Linked DNA regions of Homo sapiens: region 2 is linked to region 1. Evidence: chromatin contacts called from ENCODE Hi-C or POLR2A ChIA-PET data. All regions are on one chromosome and are shown on one strand. Each heading gives the region's core, a stretch centred on a gene start or an enhancer-like site at or near the end of the contact. The rest is flanking DNA. Distances are from core to core; before and after follow the strand shown.

Region 1 (5,372 bases), core at 787-3,286:
GTAAACTTATTGCTGATATATTGATAATTATTGTGTTTATCAAAGGCATTTTATTCAATCCACGTTCCTAATCCTTAAATTTCCAATTGTCATTTAATGTTTCCCTCCCAGACACCAGGTTCAATTGGGAATGTTTGGGGAAGGGTATAAATCGCTGTTCTTGCTGGCTAAACTCTGTCACCTGACATCCTTCAGCTCCACCCCTTCTGGAGCTGTTTAGATTCAGCTAAGCACTGAGGGAGGCCCAAGCATCAAGGAGAGAGAGAGAAGGGAGAGCAGATGGGGAGATATAATGTTTCCCTTTCCACAAGCATAAGCCATCGAAATATGCTCAGTTGTTTATGAGAGGTGATAGAGTTGGAGAACTTGACTGAATAAACTTTAAAAACAAAGATCAAAGTGAAATTTTGCTTCTAACGTATGTCTATGGAGCAGAAAACATAAAATAGAAATACTCCTAATTATCTAACTTACGATTTCATGGCAAGAATCGCACCCTCAGTGTTTTTATTCCTCGAAATGCATTACATGAAATTCCACACATCTAGAACATATACATTTTGGATTTAGTTGGTGAATATAATACCTGACCTATCCAGTCTGTTGGTTCCTCTGCAAGACACGAGCAGTAGTTATCTGATTTAATTCTAAAAACACATTTAAGTGCTGAGGCATATAAGGTACACCATTTATTGTGGCCAGCCCTGTCCTTTGGAAATAGACTACAAGTAAAGCAAGTGAAAACTTGTCTTCCTTCCTGTTCACTTAGCAGAAAGCGTTAGTTCTGATCGAATAGCAATTGCAGAGAGTTTAAAATGCTGGAAACACCTGGAGAAAACATGCTAAATTTAAATAAAAGTTTTCATTCTTACATATAAAAGGATTCATTCTTTAATCGTTTAGAGATTAACCAAATTCTGTTATGAAAGAGAAGCAGGACATTTTAAAGAACTTAGGGCTTTATCATCATCTAGAGCATTTTCAGGATGGATGTCACTTGCAAAAACAAATGCTGTAATCACTTCTTTGAAGTTATTCAGTCCCTAGTTCATGAAATAAAAACTAGAAGATGTATAGCTAGTTAGCTAGCTACCATGGCTATAACTATGACAGATCCAAGTGGGAAAATCACTGGCAAAAATGACCACTGACTTCTGACTTAGTGCCTGATCTGAATCCACCCATTTACTCTTCAGTGGCTGTGAAGTACCATCCCACACCAAAAGAAATGTTGAAATTACTCAGTAGGTATTCCTTAGATACTGCAATGGGATTTTAAAAAAAATCCCAAACTGAACAAATAAAGCAAAAAATAAATACCTTGGGCAATAGCTTCACGCTGCTTCAAACCCCTGCCGGTGCACTTGAGCTACCTTCAAAACACCGACTTCCTACACTGTCTTAAGATGTAAATTTCAAACCCGGACGCAGAACTCCTAAAAAAAAGTAAAGAGTAACAAAAATTAAGCAGATAGAAAACTACTTCTTGAACATACAAGAATTGTCTACAAGAAAGGCGGTAATAATAACTCCTAATAATAATAACTCCTTTCACTGTTTCCAGTTGATTTGAGTAGGAGACGGCAGTTTTGAAGTAAAACTGGAAACCTGATCCCCACCCCTTCACTTCTCGAGCCGGGCCTCGTCCCTTAATTCTAGAAATAGCGATCGCGAAAGCTAAGTGCCGAGAAGTGCGAGAGAGTGCGAGGGCGTTTTTGGATAGCAGAAATGTTAGCTCAAAATCGACAACTTACAGTTATTCCTAAAAATGTTTAAATGGCATTCATGTAAAAGACACGGATTCACTTACTCCGATGACAGTTTTCCTCCCCTAGGCGAAGCACGCAGTGCGCCGGAACGGATTATTTTTAGGGTGGTGGGAGACCAGCTGCTGCCTCCTATCGAGTTTCTAAATTGCACAGACTGCTCTGGGCCGGGGCAGACACCGCGGCTGAGAAGCAGGAAACTGGGCAGAAGCCCCGCGCGCCGCGCCTGGGGCCGGAGACCTTCCCCATCCCTGCTCTGCTCAGCTTTGACTTGGGGCGGGCGCGACGCCGCGATTTTACAAACCCAAGTAATAGGCGTCCCCTTAAACTTCATTAGACACTGAAACTTGGAATATGATTCCATGATTCTCCGGAGTCGGGTTTTCAAACGTCAAAACACTCAAGGTATTCTTGTTTCTTTGTTTTGTTTTTCCATGCTCTGTAAGCACCCCTTTATTAGCCACGTAAGGAAGCGGATTTGGGGATTTCGCTGTTTCCCCCTGAACGGATCCGGGAAATGAAGGGCTCATTCTAGGTAGAGGCACCCACTGCTGGGTTATGAGTGCACGAATGTCTCACAGGAGCAAGGCTGGCTCAAGTCTAATTTTCCGCTTTTCCCCGGCGACCTAGAAAACTTGGTTTCTCTGGTGGACCAGCCGCCGCGCTATCGAAGGGCGACCCTTGCCCACCGTCCCCTAAAGTGAGACGCTGATTCCCATGGACTGCGTAAACAGTCACCCTCTTCTCCTGTTTCCAACCAGAGACATAATTAACTCTCGAGATAACGTGTTTATATTAAGATCACCCCACAACCACTCCCCCGCGAAACACAAGCCGTGAATTTTGTCCCCGACAACCCTCTTTAATTAACACCGGATTTTCTCAAGAGCCAGTTTTGAGTCAGCTTGAGATAAGCATTGTTTTCAGGAACTGTCGTATTTTAATAAAGGATGGTCAGCCGGGCGGACTTCTGCCCCTGAGGCTCCGCATGCCGTCCTCAAGGGGCGCCGCTGCAGGACTGCGGTCTGCTGGCGCTGGTCCCCAGATCTGAACCCTAAACACCGGTGGCCTCGTGGCCTGTGCGATGCAGGCCGACTCCAGCCCTGCCAGTCCCAGGGGATTTCTCCGCCGGCGCCCCACTCTTGGGAAGGTCGCTGCGCTTCCGGGTGAGTGCCTGACCTGCGTCAGCGGCTGGGACTTGAACCCGCGGCCGCTAGGAATCTGCGAGGCCATATGGGGCCGAAACCTGGGAGGGTCCGAAGACTCCGTTCCTGTGGCCTTTGAACGCTTGACAACTTTACCCTGGAGCTGTCTGCAGCGGCGCAGGGAAATAAGAGAGCGTTTCAACAGTGAGGATCCTGGTACTATGGATGCAGCCCAGGGTGGCCGGGTGAGCAAGCTGGACGCGAGGCCAGAGGCTCTCCAGGGCATCTATGGAGAGAGAACTGGAAATAGGGGGTGCCAATAATCCCAAGATGAAAACTCTTGAGTGTGACTACACAAAATGAAGTTTACTTGAGGATTATAAAAGAATATTACAATTCATTAAGGTCATTTACAATGTTTAAAAATCATGCTTATTGTAGAAACTTTGGAAGATGTGAAAGTGTACAGAGGAGATCAAGGAGCCCCCCGTAGATGCACCTGTGCACACACACCCATAAAACTACTGAAAACATTTTTTTTTATGTTTTAACAAACACAGGCGGTATGGTGCATTGATTAAGAGTGTGGACTAGGAAGGCAGCCTGCTCGATATCACATCCTGCTAGTTAGTTCAGAGACTGAACAAGTCACATAAACCCTCTGTGTATCAGCTTCCTCCTCTGTTTAATGGGACAATAAAGATAAATAATTTAAATAAATATAGAATAATTTTTAAAATAATTTAAATGGCTATATACTATTCCATTGAAAGGCTATACCATAAGATTCATTTTCCCGTTGTTTGACATGTATTTGCCCAATTTTACTAATATCTGTGATCATATGATGACCTTTTTTCATAAACTTTTTTTCTTTCTAACAAGTAATGTTTTAAGATAAATTATGTGAAAAATAATTACGGGATCAAAAGTGGTAGATATTTTTAAGGCTGTCAACATAGAATGCAAAATCACCCTTCTATGAAGTTCGTATTAAGTCCCCCAAATTGTATGAGATGAGCTATTACACTTATACTCAAACCAGCATTGGATATTGCTATTTTTTATTTTAAAAAAATATTTTAACTTGACAGATAATATTCAATTCTGTTATTCACATTCAACATTTCCCCACTATTGATTAATCTTTGTATCCCCTCTTTTGTGGCAGTTTGTTCACATACTTGTGTACCTCATGGGTCTTAATGAAGTTTACCATTTGTATAAATGTTTCATAAGAGTATACTAATCAAATGTTTAATAAGAGGATACTAATCCTGCTTCATATATGACACATTTTTCCCAATTTGTCATATTGTTAAAAAATGATAGTGCTGCTGCCTTTCAAAAAAGTAAGAAAAAAGTTTTCATGTGTTCTGTAAAGATTTATTAGAGCACACACTATGTGCTAGACATAGAAGCTAGTGATGAGTCAGATCTCTAGGGTCTATTGCACTTCATTGAACTTTCTCCTAAGGGAAATTTTACGTAGGCAAATTTGCTGCTTGTTGCCTTTGCAATGTATTAGAACACTTTAGTTAATAAATATTTACCTTCATTTATATTTGTTTAAAGGCTTTAGTAAAAATTTGATTTTGGAATTTATTTTGGCATACACTATGGGATGAAAATCTGCATTTATACTTTATTTGTTACACCAACACCATTTACTGAATAATCTTTTTCTTCTGCATTGTGGTGTAATACCACTTTTGTCATATACACATAATTAGTTCATAATAAGATCTGTTTCCGGGCTACCTATTCTGTTCAATTGATCTGTTTCAATTTTTTATTATATTGCTATGATTAGACTGATTTGATTATCAGAGATTAAATTATATTGTAACCCTGACAGTGCCAGTCCCCTTTTCACTCTTTTCAAAATTTTCAAAGCTCCTCTCTTTTGGGGATTTTATTGGAATTTCATTAAAACTAGGAAGTAATTTATAAAGAACATATTTTTAGTGCTTTGTCTCTTCACCCAGAAATGTAGTTTCCCATTTATTTGTCTTCCTTTTATCCCAGTATTAAATTTATACAGGTCTGTGCATATTTTGTAAAGATTGATCATACAAATTTCATATTTTTGTTTTAATATTTTGTACTGCTATTAAGGATGTACTATTTATTTTGTCCAAAAAAAGTATATTTATCTTATATCCAGACACTTTATTAAGACTTCTCAGTAATCCCAGAGCTATTTCACCCTGTTACCTTGACTTTCCAGAAATACGATTTCATCTGCAAATAGTGGTACCCTTCCATTTTAAAATACTTACAGCTTGTTTGCATTTTATCTCTAATCTTCATTAAATACATTCCAGAAGTGTTAAATAATACAAGAAGATAAACCATTGTTTCTTTCAGAAATATATACAATATATTTTTAAATCAACATTGTAAGTATAATTTTCATGAAATAAAAAGTATCCATGATACATGTAAAATCCAAAGTCTT
Region 2 (5,109 bases), core at 1,394-3,893, 73 kb after region 1:
TGGTGGCATGCCTGTAGTCCCAGCTACTCAGGAGGCTGAGGTGGGAGGATCATTTGAGCCTACAAGGTGGAGGTTGCAGTGAGCCATGATCACATCACCGCACTCCAGCCTGGGTGACAGAGCAAGACCCTGTCTCAAAAACAACAACAACAAAAACATCCCAAAAACAAAAACAAAAAAAAAAAAAGAAAGAAAAAAATGGTGATAATTCAGGTCAGGTACAAAGCTGATTTGTTTGATATTATATGCTTTTCAAATGATATATATGTGTATGTATGTATATATATATATGCATATGTGTGTGTATATATGTGTATGTGTGTGTTATAAATTTTGTTCTGTAGAATTTTATTACTGCATAAATAATTCTTACCTGCATTTCTACAAAAATATTTTCTTTACAATGCAAAAGCAAATTATGAACTAGAACAAGAATAAAGAAGGTTATTAAGCCATAACAAGAGAAAAAGCATGTTTTATGTTTTGAGGCTAATTGAATCATACAACCTAACTCTACATGCATGCCTAGTTTCTATTTTCCATTCAAACAGCACTACTTAAACATCTGTCTTTTCCCTGTCTGTTCCACTGAGCATACCTGTTCTATATTTATGGTACTTTTAAATATCTTGGCAGAAATCATGTCAATGAGAATGTGCTGGTTAATTTCCAGAAAAAGAAAGATAAAAAAAAACACAGATTGTTCTTAACTATCCAGCTTTTTCCCCCAAATCATTTGTTTGAGAAAAATATTTCACCTGACGTTGTCAAAATCTTGTTCTTTCAAGTGGAATTAAAGTTTGCAAAATTTGTCCAGGCACAGTGGCTCATGCCTGTAATCCCAGCACTTTGGGAGGCCAAGGTGGGTGGATAGCTTGAAGTCAGGAGTTCCTGCCTCTAATCTCAGCTACTCAGGAGGCTGAGGCAGGAGAATCACTTGAACCTGGCGGGGCCAAAGTTGCAGTGAGCTGAGATCACACCACTGTACTCCAGCCTGGGCAACAGAGAGAGACCCTGTCTCAAAAAAAAAAATAGCTTTGCAAAATTCAAGGCTACTCTGGAAAATACAAATATATTCTCAGCAATTACATGTAAGTAAAAAATCTTTATTGTTAACAAATTATATTTTTGATGAATTTTTAAAATTTGAGCACAATACTATTTCATTGTATTTGGCCATTATTTACAACACTTTGGCTCTGAATTCTGGCTCCACCACTCCATCACAGGTTAATTGATGAGTAATCTTCAGCAAGTTAGGTAACCTCTAGCAATTTCTTCCTCCAGAATAACAGAAATAATATTAACTTTCTCAGAATTGTTACAAAGAGTAAAAGAGATGGGATATAGAAAGCACTTAATATAGAACCTGGCATATAGTAACATTCAATAAATTCTTCAGTAGGCTTTGCTATAGGTTGAAGTCTGCTCAAAAGATAGCTAATCAAGGTTTTATGCGAAGTAAAGTAATTCCTCGTAGCATAAGAATCAGTTCTTCCTCAGTCTTAGAAATACGATGGCTGGGGAGCCCTACTGGACTTTGATAATATAATAACTAAGACAACACTTAACAAAGAAACAGAAAACCTGCCCAAACCCTTCCAACTTTATCCATACACCAAATTTTTTTCTGTTTGGCAGGGAACATAATTTGAATTTCACAGGAGTATAACAGAACTACATAACAAAATAAATGACTTCTGCTGTTAGGTAAACTGCTGCTCTATTTCAATTGCTTTGGATGCTTCATTAATATGGGGCTGAAACTGCTAATTCATTTTATCCCTGTGATTGGTAGTGGCCAACAAGAGTAGTATCACTGTGTTGAAAGAAATTGTAAAGTGATAGATAATATCCCCTTGCTGTAGTTGAGATTCTTGCTTTTGGTTTGTGAGGTACCAGGTTTAAATTATAGCCCTTTCTTTCTGCTGGACGCTCATGGCAAAGATTGAATGTAACTTGCCTTTGAACCTTCAGTTTAATTCCTAGCATATCAATCATGATATGTGGTTGTTGATCTGAGCTGCACCACATCATATCTCAGTCCTCCTCCTTGTCTTTTCTGTTGTATCACCAGGGCTTTGTGTTGGCATGAGCAAGAATAGTATGAAGGTAACACTAAGCCCAAAGCTACAGAGAATGGTCTTTTATTAACTCATAGATATTGGGGGTTTACGATTCTCCCTCTTCCCTTCCCCCACAGAATGGCATATGAGGACGTCTGGTGTTATATTATCTCAGCTACTCAGCTACTTTACATAACCTTAAATTGGCCCTTCAGGCCACCAGAGAACCGAATTGACTCTCATAAGCAAGGAAGCTGTTCATGTGGGAAGTGTTATTCCCATGGGATCTTTTGCAGAACTGTTCAAATTTAAACAATATATCTGGGGAAAATAAAGAATGTGGGAAAGAAATATAGTAAATTGTTCCTGCATGTTTGTATAATTTCTGCTTTTTGGCCAAAAGGAGTAATATGTAATCAATGGTTTTACGTTTTTTTGGCACTTGGTCCTGAGCCAAATTGAAAAATAGCTCCTCTCCCACTGAGGATTATTCTAAGGCTTTAGTGTCTCCTTTGTGTTGTGAGAACCACAACCCAGGATGTTTCCCTTGTTGGGAAATGGGGAGAGTGGACGTGCAGACCTGAGCGCTGTGGCCTGGTCATTAACACTCACCAGCTGTGTCAAGACATGTGATCTCAAAATAAAAGTCATGCAGAACATCCTCAAGCCTCAAAAGTCACTCGACTAACACTGGGGCATGAGAGAGAAAAGAACTTTCTGAGACTCTGAGTTATAGCTTAAGTGCCAAGGGAACACTTTCCCTGGTGGTATTTCCACAAAACGGGTATGGGGAGAATCTGGGCTCCGTTTGATCATTAGCCGTCTCCAGAAAGCAGGGGTGGGGAGCAGATGTGTGAGTTAGGCGACTTCATTTCATTTCAAAACAACAGATGACCCTTGCATGCACTTTACTTATGTTTTGCCCTTTGAGTCATTATCATCCGGAGGCTGGGACCGGAAGCAGAATCTACTTCAGACAGAAGAACTTTGTTCTATTTTTTTTTTCCCATCCAAGTTTAGGAGAGGAGATAGATAGGTTAATTTTTTATGGGAATCAACCCAAAATCTAGCTTGGCTGCCAGAGTGGTCAGAATAATCAAATTGACTATGTCCCGGTCAGGTTGATTTTATTACATAGATTACTTTGCTTTGTCCTTAATGATGGAACTAAAGAGTTGAATGTACAGTAAGACTTGAAAAACACTATCTTCAGTTATCCAGATATAGAGTATGAAGGGACCTAACATCAGTGTTTCTTTTTAATCTATCTCTTATCTAAATCAAAATAAAATAAAATAAAATTGATCCTGGACCAAGGTTGAAATTGGAGGTGGGTCTAGAAGTTGATTGAGGTCTCTCTGGGCTATAAATGTTCATAAATCACCGGTTTGTCTATCTGATTTTTTATTACCTGTACTTGGCCTTGGCACAACAAATACATTCTGTTAAAGATTTAAATATATTTCCTCTTAAAGAATAGTGAGGCAGAATCATGTCATTAATGACCATGAGCTTAGGAAACAAAACTGGATTTGAATCCCAACTGTGCTCCCAAGTAGTATGTGACGGTGGCCAAGTAATTATATGTTCCCAAGCCAAAACCTCCAAGTCAGGAGAATTAGGGCAATACCTACATCCCAGAGTTGCAAGGAGTAAATGATAATATGTATGTGAAAGACTTGTATGTTAATAGCCTGATTAATGTCAATTTCCTTTCTTACTGGGCAATCTAGATATTCAATATATTAAATATTTCTCAAACCTTAGACACTTTCTTATTATACCTTAAACTGTGTGAATTATATTTTTAACTAGGCCAGCTGTATAATATTTTGAAATTTCATTCTAGTTAAGTCCACCACTGGTTCAATCAGCTTTAAAGGAAAAAACAACTATTATATCAGTGAATCATCCTTAAAAATCCAAGTGATCATTTCTAAATTAACAATCTAAGCAATCTTTAGAGACCCTGAATACTGAAAATGTATGGTGCACTATCTTCCCAGCATTCATTCATTTATTCATCATTTAATAAGTATTTATTGATTACCTACAATATTTATTGATTACCTACAATTAGGCATTGTCCTAATCACTAACAGAGGAGTGATTCAAAAAGACAATCTCTGTTCATATGAAGCTTATATTTTAGTGCAGAAAATAATAAATATAATAAGCCATTATATAATTCCTATATTAGTTATAAATGTATCTATATTATTTCTAAAATATATTTATATTTTTATATACTATATAAAAATGATATATACATTATACCAAAGATGATATATTATTTGGAGAAAATAGAGAGTAGGGTAAGAGAGATGGGATGCTGGGGCCAGTGACAAAGTTTGAAACTGTAAGTAGTAACTTCACTATACCCCTCAATGTGAGAGGAGAAGAGAACAAGGAGGGGAGAGAGCAAGCCACAGAAAGAGTAAGAGGATGGCCATGCACAGTGGCTCACGCCTGTAATCCCAGCCCTTTGGGATGCCAAGGCGGGCAGATCACCTGAGGTCAGGAGGTCGAGATCAGCCTGGCCAACATGGTAAAACGCCGTTTCTACTAAAAATACAAAAATTAGCCAGGCGTGGTGGCCTGTAATCCCAGCTACTCGGGAGGCTGAGGCAGGAGGATCACTTGAACCTGGGAGGCAGAGGTTGCAGTGCCTAAGATTGTACCACTGCACTCCAGCCTGGGCAACAGAGTGAGTGAGACTCTATCAAAAATAAAATAAATAAATAAGAATAAGAGGAAAGCCTTTCAGGTAAAGGAGACACTTCGTACAAAGGCCCTGAGATAGGAGTGCACCTGCCGTGTTTGTGGAACAATAAGAGAGGCCAGTATAGTTTAAGTGGATGAAATGGAGTGAGAGAGGGGAAGAGCAGTAAGAGATGAGCTTAAAGAGGTAATGAGGACTAGGTCATGTTAGACCTTAGAGTATATTCCAAGGACTTTGATTTTTATTCTGCATGAAAAGTGGAGTCACTACAGAATTTTGAGCAAGGATGAAATAAACTGACTTCCATTTTGAGAGCAACTC

The links. A loop is a pair of places that touch in the nucleus more often than their neighbours do. ChIA-PET counts read pairs that join two places held with the same protein, here RNA polymerase II (POLR2A). Pooled maps may share reads with other maps.
Region 2: a loop to region 1 is called in a pooled map of heart left ventricle, with 3 times the contacts of the local background. The contact joins the enhancer-like site here to the promoter of ABCC9 in region 1. A Hi-C loop is called at or near these places in 1 of 50 pooled maps. POLR2A ChIA-PET finds 5 or more read pairs at or near these places in 2 of 52 experiments (activated T-cell and common myeloid progenitor, CD34-positive).

The regions. Positions count from the first base shown.
Region 1 is chr12:21,939,390-21,944,761 of GRCh38, forward strand. It overlaps ABCC9 (ATP binding cassette subfamily C member 9), which reads right to left and starts at 2,037. Exons shown (of 40, transcript NM_020297.4): 1 at 1,811-2,037; 2 at 1,321-1,436. RefSeq lists an enhancer at 1,470-2,447.
Region 2 is chr12:22,011,957-22,017,065 of GRCh38, forward strand. No RefSeq gene overlaps it. Among named protein-coding and RNA genes, the nearest start is that of CMAS, 32 kb to the right of the region's middle. Within about 2 kb of position 2,644, at least 2 of the 41 ENCODE cell types and tissues checked have a DNase peak (open chromatin) inside an H3K27ac peak, as active enhancers do.